2 separate regions of the Homo sapiens genome follow, and region 1 is linked to region 2. A link is a loop called in an ENCODE intact Hi-C map of the cell type or tissue named here. Cell type or tissue: breast epithelium. All regions are shown on one strand. Each heading gives the region's core, and the rest is flanking DNA. Links, peaks and the distances in the headings are about the cores only.

Region 1 (5,376 bases), core at 313-5,312, 75 kb before region 2:
AAAATGCAACAAAGAATAGAACACTAAAAGAAATTCAGGAAAGCCTCAGCCTTCCCAAGTCAAGTCTTCCTAAATTTAGCTATGGGGAAGGAGTCTTGAGGCTGCCTGCAAGCCCCCAACCCATGCCTGTTGATAGGGTCTGACCCACCCATCTACCAAAAGGCCTGATGTGGAAGTAAATCTAAAACCAAAGAGAACAAAAGCAATAATAATCAACATGGTCCCTCACTCATCAGCAGGGCAATCCATGTTTACCCAGCATTTACCTAAGGGCGTTAAAGTGTTACCAGATGGTATCACGCTGTTCCAGGCTCTTCATGCCCTGAACAAAGAATTGTGTGAGATGCACACAGATAGCAAAGCAGCAAAAGTTTATTAAGCACAGTATTACACTCTTGGAAAAGGGAGAGTGGACTGACCTTTGAGAAATGAGATCAGCACCAGTTAGGTGTATTTGGGTTTCTTTGATATGTTTTTTTCTCTTCTTTTCCCAAGGCTGCCTAATCTTTAGCCAGTGTCTGCCTTTTGATTGATAGGTGGGTTACTTAGTTACTTTGACCCTTGTGCACTTGCATGTTGCCTCCATCCCATACTTTTAAGTACATGCACGATATGCAGTCCATATGCATGAACCTTAAGTAGCTGATGATCATGTGCGGTCATTTTAAGGATACCTTTTCCTCAAATGCACATGCCCATCTCTGAGGAGCTGCCCCTGACAGGTTTGGTCCAGATCTTGCTGGCCATGGGGTCTCTTTACTCACTTATTTTATCTCACCTTTGTTTTGGCTGCTCAACTTCTGCTTATTATCTTGCTTCTTGCTCACCCACCTCTTTATCCTGCTTCTACTCCTACTCATTCCATCCTTTATCCAGCCTCCAATTCTCCAATTCCCTCTGCTATTGTCTTGCCTCAAAAGAGGAAGAACCAGATGAAACAGAACTAATCTCCAAGCAACAGACCCAACAGAAGGAAGAAAAGACAGCCCAATAATTTGCTCATTTCCATTTGTCATGGGCTCAGCTAAGAAGGAGAGAGAGCTGAGCTGCCCAGTGTTGAAGGACCCAGTGAAGATAGCAAGCCCACTGCATTAGTCAGGTCTCACACTGCTAATGAAGACATAACTGAGACTGGGTAATTTATGAGGGAAAGAGGTTTGATTGACTCACAGTTCAGCGTGGCTTGGGAAGCCTTAGGAATCTTAACAGTTGTGGTGGAAGGGGAAGCAGACACGTCTTTCTTCACGTGGTGGCAGCAAGAAGTGCTGAGCAAAAGTGGGAAAAGCCCCTTATAAAACCATCAGATCTCATGAGAACTTACTCACTATCATGAGAACAGCAGCATGGGAGTGACCACACCCATGATTCGATTACCTCCCACTGGATCCCTCCCATGACGTGAGAATTTTAGGAACTACAAGTCTAGATGAGATTTGGGTGGGGACACATCCAAACCATATCACCCACACTAAAGCAACAGTCAAGACTTTCATCACTTGCTGTGATAGCACAGGAATGAGGCTCCATCAGAGAAAGCACCAGCTTCTACCATTCCATTTTTTCCCACTCGCATCACCAAATGGTGATTTGAGGGTAAGGTAGATTGCACAGACGTGGGGGTCATCTCACTGCTGCACAATCCTACAACAAAAGGCTTCTGCAGTTTTATGGAATGGAGGCTAAGGGGAGGAAGAGGAGGAAGGGCTAGGTGTGGAAAAGTACTGGGTACTGAGTCATAGTGGGTGAAAGTGTGTCTTCATGTTTCCCCTGTTTTTCTATGACAAGGATGTCTTGGCAGAGGTGCCCAAGGAAGCCCTCCGCTGAAGGTAACTAATAAAGGTAACTTTGAAAGGAGATACGTGTAAGACCATGGCTGGTCAAGGGGACTCGAGTCCTTGACTGCAACTCTCCTAGGAGACTGTGACGCATTGATTATGCACTGGGTCTGGTGTGGGGAGGACAATTTCCCCCATGAGCCCTGCCAGTTAAAGCCTCTGTAATTCTATAATTGCCTACGGTCAGGCTTGAAAGATCACATGGAGGGGATTTTGTTGTTGTTGTCTGAGACAGAGTCTGGCTCTGTCATCCAGGCTGGAGTGCAGTGGCGTGATCTTGGCTCACTGCAACCTCCACCTCCTGGGTTCAAGTGATTCTCCTGCCTCAGCCTCCTGAGTAGCTGGGATTACAGGCACTTGCCACCACACCCGGCTAATTTTTGTATTTTTAGTAGAGATGGAGTTTCACCATGTTGGCCAGGCTGGTCTCAAACTCCTGACCTCAAGTGATCCACCCACCTTGGCCACCTAAAGTGCCAGGGTTACAGGTGTGAGCCACTGTGCCTGCCCTCACGTAGGTTTTTAACCAGGAGCTTGACTCCTCACTATTCTCTCCAGAGACTTCTTCACATGACAGTGCACCCAGAGAAGAAAATGGTGCTATTAAAACGAGGGATCATGAAACAGTTCTCATAAATTTCAAGCACAAACACAAAATTAAATGGGAAGATACCTGAACGAACCTATAAATTCATTGCAGTAGCACTATTCACAATAGCAAAGACATGGAATCAACCCAAATGCCCATCAGTGATAGACTGGATAAGGAAAATATGGCACATATACACCGTGGAATACTAGGCAGCCATAAAAGGAGCAAGATTATGTCCTTTGCAGGGACATGAATGGAGCTGGAAGCCATCATCCTCAGTAAACTAACACAGGAACAGAAAACCAAACATGGCATGTTTTCCCTTAGAAGTGGGAGCTGAACAATGAGAACACATGGACACAGCGAGGGGAACAACACACAATGGAGTCTGTTGGGAGGGTCAGGGGGAGGGAGAGCATCAGGATAAATAGCTAATGCATGCGGGGCTTAATACCTAGGTGATGGGTTGGTGGGTGCAGCAAACCACCATGACACACATTTACCTGTGTAACAAACCTGCACATCCTGCACATGTATCCTGGAACTTAAAATAAAATAAAATTTAATTAAATAAATCATTGCAGTCCAAATGAAATCCCAGCAGGATATTTGTGGAACTCAACAAGAAGATTCTAAAGTGTATCTGGAAGAGATACATTTATGAACTGGCAATTAAATTTAGTGGGTCTTAGGAGACTAAGTTTTGCAGGTGGAAGGGAAATTCAGTTTTCACAGATCACTTTGTAGCATCTGACTTATTTTTTGTGTGTTTCCACTGCATGTATTAAAACTTCTTTAAAATAGACATTTTTTAGAGATAGAGTCTCGCTCTGTTACCCAGGCTGGAGTGTGGTGGTGTGATCATGGTTCACTGCAGCCTCGAACTCCGGGGCTCAAGAGATCGTCTCGCCTCAGACTCCCCAGTAACTGGGACCACAGGTGCGCCACCATGCTTGGATAATGTTTTTAATTTTCTTTAGAGACAGGGTTTTGCTATGTTGCCCAGGCTGGTCTTGAGTTCCTGGGCTCAAGCGATGCTCCCACCTAAGCCTCCCAAAGTGTTGGGATTGCAGGCGTGAACCACTGTGCCTGGACAATAGACTTTATTTTTTAGAGCCGTTTTAGTGTCACAGCAAAATTGATCAGGGAACACAGAGTTCCTGTACACCCTTACTCCGCCCTCCTAACACACAAGCCTCTTGAGTATCAACATCCCTTACCAGAGTGGCACATTTGTTAAAATGAATGAACCCGCATTGACACATTATTATCGCTCACGGTACATAGTTCATATTAGAGTCCATTCTTGGTGTTGTACATTCTATGGCTTTGGACAAATGTATAATGACATGTGTCTACTATTATAGTATCATACAAAATAGCTTCACTGCCATAAATCTTCTATAATCTCCACCTACTCATCCTTCCCTTCCCTCTATCTCCTGGAAACCACTGATATTTTTTACTGTCTCCATAGGCCTTGCCTTGCCTTGCCTTGCCCTGCCCTGCCCTGCCCTTCCTTTCTCTTTCTTTCTTTTCTTTCTTTCTTTCTTTCTTTCTCTTTCTTTCTTTTTCTTTCTTTCTCTCTTTCTCTTTCTTTCTTTCTCTCTCTCTTTCTTTCTTTCTTTCTCTCTCTTTCTTTCTTTCTTTTCTTCTTTCTTTCTTTCTTCTCTCTTTCTTTCTCTCTTTCTTTCTCTCTCTCTTTCTTCCTTTCTTTCTTTCTTTTTTCTTTCTTTCTTCTTCCTTTCTCTCTCTCTTTCTCTCTTTCTCTCTCTCTCTCTCTTTCTCTCTCTTTCTTTCTTTCTTTATTTCTCTCTCTCTCTCTTTTTCTTTCTTTCTTTCCTTCTTTCTTTGGTCTCCCTCTGTCATCCAGGCTGGAGTGCAGTGGCACAATCATGGCTCACTGTAACCTCTGCCTCCTGGACTCAGGCAGTCCTTCCACCTCAGCCTCCTGAGTAGCTGGGACTACAGGCATGTACCGCATTGCCTGGCTAATTTTTGTATATATATATATTTTTTTTTGTAGAGACAGTTCTCACCATGTTGCCCAGGCTGGTCCCTTTCAAGAATATTGTATAGTTGGAATAATACAATATGTAGCATTTTCAGATTGGCTTCTTTCACTTTGTAATATGCATTTAAGCTCCTTCATGTCTTTTCATGACTTCGTGGTTGATTTCTATTCATGCTGAATATATTCCATTGTTTGCACATATCACAGTTTAATTACCCATTCAGCTACTGAAGGACGTCTTGATTGCCTCCAAGTTTGGTCAATTATAAATAAAGCTGCTGTGAACATCAGTATGCTGCTATAAACAGTGTGTGGGCATATGTTTTCAACTCCTTTGGGTAAACAGTAAGGGGCACATATCCTGAATTGTATGGCAAGAGTATGTTTAGTTGTGTAAGAAACTGCCAAACTGTCTTTCAAAGTGACTGTGCCATTTTGCATTCTCGGCGGCAATGATGAAAGTTGCTGCTGTTCCACCTTCTCACCAGCATTTGGTGCTGTAAGTTTTCTGAATTTTGACCACTTTAATATGCGTGTGCTGATACTTCATTGTTGTTTTAATTTGCATTTCCCTGATGATATAGGATGTGGAGCATCTTCTCCTAAGCTCACCTGCCATCCACATACCTTCTTTGAGGAGGTGTCTGGTCAGACCTCTTGCCTATTTTTGAATTGGGTTGCCCATTTTCTTATTGTTGAGCTTTAAGTGTTCTTTGTATGTTTTGGATAACAGTACTTTATCAGACATGTCTTTTGCAAATATTTTTTTCACTGTCTGTGGCTTCTCTTTTTATCCTCTTACCAGTGTCTTTTGCAGAGCAGAATTTTTGTTTTGTTTTGTTTTAGTTGTTTTTCTTGTGGCAGAGTCTCACTCTGTTGCCCAGGCTGGAGTGCAGCTATGCGATCTCTGCTCACTGCAACCTCCACCTCCCGGG
Region 2 (5,376 bases), core at 178-5,177:
CTACACAGTTTTAAATAACCATATCTTGCAAGAACTCACTAACACGAAGACCACATCAAGCCATGAGGGATCCGCCCCCATGATCCAAACACCTCCCACCAGGCGCCACATCCAGCATTGGGGATTACAATTCAACATGAGATTTGGGAAGGGACACAGACAGACCCAAACCATATCAACCCCTAATGCCAGCAGAACCACTGAGTAGCTTTAGGATCTTCAGAAAGGATTTTAAAGCTCGAATAGTCCCAGCACTGTAATAATTACAAGAGAAAATGTAACTACAATGTAGCATCTACACAATAATTGTGATTCTCTTCTCCGTTCTTGTTCAATCCAATGTTTAATATAAAAATTCAAGTGAAGGTAAATAAAAGCATTGGGGAATGACCTTGCCATGTGGTATTAAGAAGAAGATTCTCAAGCACAACTGCCTAAGTTGCAATTACCACAGCTACATCTAGAAGGAAGATGTGAGAGTTTTCATTCCACATTAACTAGAAACCTAGCATGAGGCAGATGGCTGGAAGCAGTCGAGGGAGTGTCCAAGACCTTACACAGAAAATCATGTTCAGAGAGGAAGCTTGTTGCTCATTCCTTTTTTGTGCCCAGCTGCCTGGGTTCCCTTCTCCACCATTTTATTTGGTAGTAAGCTATCTAGAGAACTTGCTCCCTACGCTGAGCCAATAAGCGAAATGTGTGAGCTTTGAAGGATACAGTTTCATTTCGAGGAATGGAGAATATCTGTGCAAAGTTGGGGCAGTTCAGAGCAGAGTGAGCTGCAGACTGTTCTGCAGGTATGGGGCTGGAAGTCTTCACACGACCTCATAGTCCTGGCACCCAAACTTACTCAGACAATGGTGTGTCCGGAATTGGTGGGTTCTTGGTCTCACTGACTTCAAGAATGAAGCCGCGGACCCTCGCGGTGAGTGTTACAGCTCTTAAGGTGGCGCGTCTGGAGTTTGTTCTTTCTGATGTTCAGATGTGTTCGGAGTTTCTTCCTTCTGGTGGGTTCGTGGTCTCGCTGGCTCAGGAGTGAAGCTGCAGACTTTCGCGGTGAGTGTTACAGCTCATAAAAGCAGTGTGAACCTAAAGAGTGAGCAGCAGCAAGATTTATTGCAAAGAGTGAAAGAACAAAGCTTCCACAATGTGGAAGGGGGCCTGAGCGGGTTGCCACTGCTGGCTCGGGCAGCCTGCTTTTATTCTCTTATCTGGCCCTACCTATGTCCTGCTGATTGGTAGAGCCAAGTGGTCTGTTTTGACAGGGCGCTGATTGGTGCGTTCACAATCCTTGAGCTAGACACAAAGGTTCTCCACGTCCCCACCAGACTCAGAAGCCCAGCTGGCTTCACCCAGTGGATCCCGCACCGGGGCTGCAGGTGGAGCTGCCTGCCAGTCCCGCGCCGTGCGCTCGCACTCCTCAGCCCTTGGGTGGTCGATGGGACTGGGCGCCCTGGAGCAGGGGGCGGCGCTCATCGGGGAGGCTCGGGCTGCACAGGAACCTACGGAGGCCGGGGGCTCAGGCATGGCGGGCTGCAGGTCCTGGGCCCTGCCCCGCGGGAAGGCAGCTAAGGCCCGGCGAGAAATCGAGCGCAGCGCCGGTGGGCTGGCACTGCTGGGGGACCGAGTACACCTTCCCGAGCAGCCGCTGGCCCGGGTGCTAAGCCCCTCATTGCCCGGGGCTGGCAGGGCCGGCCGGCTGCTCCGAGTGCGGGGCCTGCCAAGCCTACGCCCACCTGGAACTCTAGCTGGCCCGCAAGTGCCGCGCGCAGCCCCGGTTCGTACTCGCGCCTCTCCCTCCATACCTCCCTGCAAGCTGAGGGAGCCGGCTCTGGCCTTGGCCAGCCTAGAAAGGGGCTCCTACACCTATAAGTGAGAATATGCGGTGTTTGGTTTTTTGTTCTTGCGATAGTTTACTGAGAATGATGATTTCCAATTTCATCCATGTCCCTACACAATGAGAACATATGGACACAGGAAGGGGAACATCACACTCTGGGGACTGTTGTGGGGTGGGGGGAGGGGGGAGGGATAGCATTGGGAGATATACCTAATGCTAGATGACGAGTTAGTGGGTGCAGCGCACCAGCATGGCACATGTATACATATGTAACTAACCTGCACATTGTGCGCATGTACCCTAAAACTTAAAGTATAATAATAATAATAAAAAAATCCAAAAAAAAAGAAAAGAAGAGAAAAGAAAGGGGCTCCCACAGTGCAGCGGTGGGCTGAAGGGCTCCTCAAGTGCCGCCAAAGTGGGAGCCCAGGCAGAGGAGGCGCCGAGAGCGAGTGAGGGCTGTGAGGACTGCCAGCATGCTGTCACCTCTCAGTGGGAGCAGGTGTGACAAGAGTTGGGCAAATCAGACCTTTAATCCACCCTGATAGGCTGGAGTGTGGGCTTATGGCATTTCTCCTTTGACCCAATTAACCTCCACTCCCAATGTATCTCTGTGCAGAAGGCTCAGCTAGGTGTATCAGCCATTGTAAATCCTCAACATAAATTATAATTTAACCTAGAATACAGAGACTAGGTAGCAGGAGGAGAGGAAATGTAGAGATACTAATCTCTTCTCCCTTATCAGAAAGAAACCTAGCATAAGAAATTTCACGCTTAATGGGCCAAAGAGTAAATCAGAAAACTCCATGGGTGATGGTATGCTCATGGTGGTGGTGGTGGTGATGGGGAATTATTTGCCCTCCTGTGACCTCCCTTGGATTAATTTCTCCCCAGGACAATGGGAAAAATCATTTAATCCTTGGAGTTTTTTTTTTTTTTTTTTTTTTTTTTTTTTTTTTTTTTGCTTGAGAGTGACTCTGATCCTGTTTCTGATGGTCATGTTCCTCAGCATCATACTGAGTAAGTCACTGGCCTTGTAGCATCTGGAGTGATTGGAGTGATCCAAGATCCCTAGTTCCCATGTCACAAATGAGGATCCCACATATCTGGGACAGAGATGGAACATTATTTCTGGGTGTGTCTATCTAATCTATTCATCCTATCTATCTAATTTCTCATCTATATATATATTTGCCTACCCATCCATCCATCAATCCATCTTAGCTGTACGTTTATCCATTCCATCTATTTATCCTATTATCTATGTATCTATCTATCATCTATTAATAGCTATCTATCCATCTGTCTAATATATCCATTATCTATATCTACTTTATCTATCTACCTAATGTATCCATCCTATCTACTCTATCTATCTGTGCATCTACCCATCCATCTGGACCCTGAGCTGATTCCTCTGCACCCAGCTGGCCTGACGCCAGGTGTTGATTGGCTGCCCAGGCTCAGGAGACACATCCAGGCTGCAGGGATTGGTTGGCCCAGCCCAACCCAGCCAGCCCTCCCACAGCCTTTGCTATATCAAGGGCCAGGGTCAAAGGCCTCCCAGCAGACAGAGAGAGGAGGTTGTCTGGGACAGACTGCTCCTGACAGAAGGTGCCAGGCTGGGGGTGGCAGGCCTGGGGGGGGTCCTGGCCTGGGATGGAGAGGGGCACTGCCCAAGGCCCACGCAGCTCCTGGGTGCTGGCCTGGAGGATGGGTGGTTTCCGAGTAACTGAAACCAAGCCCCTGGCAACCTCACAGTGATTCAGGCTGGGCCTTTCTGGACTTTAATCAGTCTCTCTCTCTCTTTCCCATTCTAAGTGCTTACTAGGGAACTGGAGGCCACTTGGCTGCTGGTTTTGGTTGGGCCTTTCTGGACTTTACCTCTCAGCCCCTTTTTACCCATCCCTGAGCCCTCCCTGCTCTACCTCCGGCACTGCCCGTCCCTGCCTCTCCACTGTCCCTGGAGGTCCCTGGGCCGTTCTCTGGGCCTCAGGATCTCACCGTCCATCCCGTCTGCCCTGCAGGATGTCCCAGCTGAGCCTGTCCTGGCTGGGCCTCTGGCCAGTGGCAGCATCCCCTTGGCTGCTCCTCCTGCTGGTCGGGGCCTCCTGGCTCCTGGCCCATGTCCTGGCCTGGACCTACGCCTTCTATGACAACTGCCGCCGCCTTCGGTGTTTCCCACAACCCCCAAGACGGAACTGGTTTTGGGGACACCAGGGCATGGTGAGTGTGGCAGCAGGATGGGTCTAGGTCTCAGGATGGATGGACTTCCTGAGGGGTACGAGGCTTAGGGAGTGGGGGTGAAGGGGTGGGCTGGGATCTGGGGTGGCAGAGAAGCAGAGGAGGCATCTTACTCATTCCTCTGCTTATTCATTTCTGTGAGGTGCCTACGCAAGCCCTTCTCACTTCCTTGTCCTCCCACTCCAGGCCTGCATTGAATCCTTTTCCTGCCTGTCTTCCCACATTAATGCACCTCTGCGGGGCTCCTGGGCAGAGGGTTGGCTGCACAGAGAGGCGAGTCCCTGGCATTCCCACATTCTCCATTGCTGGACTCGAGGCTTCTTATGCCCACTGTCCAGGGTCCTCTCCTTGCCTGGACTATTTCCTGTTATGAGGGTACAGCTGGGCCAGAGGAGAGGCATGGGCCGTCTCCCACTTCCACTACACCCGAAGGCACCTTTCTCTTATATTCTTCTTCTTATCTCCCTCTTATCAATGAGACCTGTTGCCAAACCCAGATAAAAGTTGGCCACTCACTTCACCTTTCAGAAGCTTTCCTTGGCCTTTCTCCTCCCCGTGACCTTGCCCTCTGACTTAGACCGCTCTCCTCTTTGGGGAATGTGGTCTTAGTCTGCTCATTTGCAAATGGCAGGATTGATGGATGTGTCCACAGATAAAGTGGAAGGGTGCACAGGACACACTAGCACAGAGCCTGCTGCAGAAGCTGCTCCCAGGTGGGAGCCATTGTCCTGATGGACAGTTAGAGTCACCTCTGCTCCACTAGTGGCTGCTGAAAAGGGAAGGTCTCCCATGTGCAGAACCTTCTCCATGGGAGGAACTGGAGCCTCTGTGGATCAGCCAGGACATGAAGGCATGTGGGGACCAGCCTTAGGGACATGTCCTGAGGCGATACTGCTCCCCACAAATCTCCCCTGTGAGGACCTCCCCATATAGCTGCCTCTGGGCTGAAATGACTCCCAGAAAAAGAAAATCCTTCCTCTCAAGATAACTGGGCCTCTGTGAGTGGACAGTGCGTCTTCTCCCTCTGCCCTGGGATGCACCCTTGGGACTTGGAGATGGACCCAAGAGAGATAGAGCAGGAGGAATGTGGATAGATAGATAGATAGAGCAGGAGGAATGTAGATAGATAGATAGATAGATAGATAGATAGATAGATAGATAGCTAATAGGATAGATAGATAGATGCACAGATAGGATGGATAGATGGATGGATGGATGGATGGACAGGCACGTAGGTAGATAGATAATAGAATAGATGGATGCATGGACACATGGATGCACAGATAGCATGG

The links. Peaks named below come from ENCODE experiments on the same cell type or tissue, not always from the same donor. Only the 100,000 strongest peaks of a DNase experiment are listed, where the experiment ranks them.
Region 1: a loop joins it to region 2, with 35 times the contacts of the local background. A loop is called at or near these places in 1 of 110 quality-filtered maps.

The regions. Positions count from the first base shown.
Region 1 is chr19:15,970,958-15,976,333 of GRCh38, reverse strand. No RefSeq gene overlaps it. Among named protein-coding and RNA genes, the nearest start is that of OR10H4, 25 kb to the right of the region's middle. In breast epithelium, for the core only: no CTCF peak of the experiment used is centred there; no DNase peak of the experiment used is centred there.
Region 2 is chr19:15,896,104-15,901,479 of GRCh38, reverse strand. CYP4F2 (cytochrome P450 family 4 subfamily F member 2) reads left to right here and starts at 3,406. Exons shown (of 13, transcript NM_001082.5): 1 at 3,406-3,454; 2 at 3,868-4,066. The coding sequence starts at 3,869. In breast epithelium, for the core only: no CTCF peak of the experiment used is centred there; no DNase peak of the experiment used is centred there; H3K4me3 peaks cover 914 bases; H3K27me3 peaks cover 860 bases.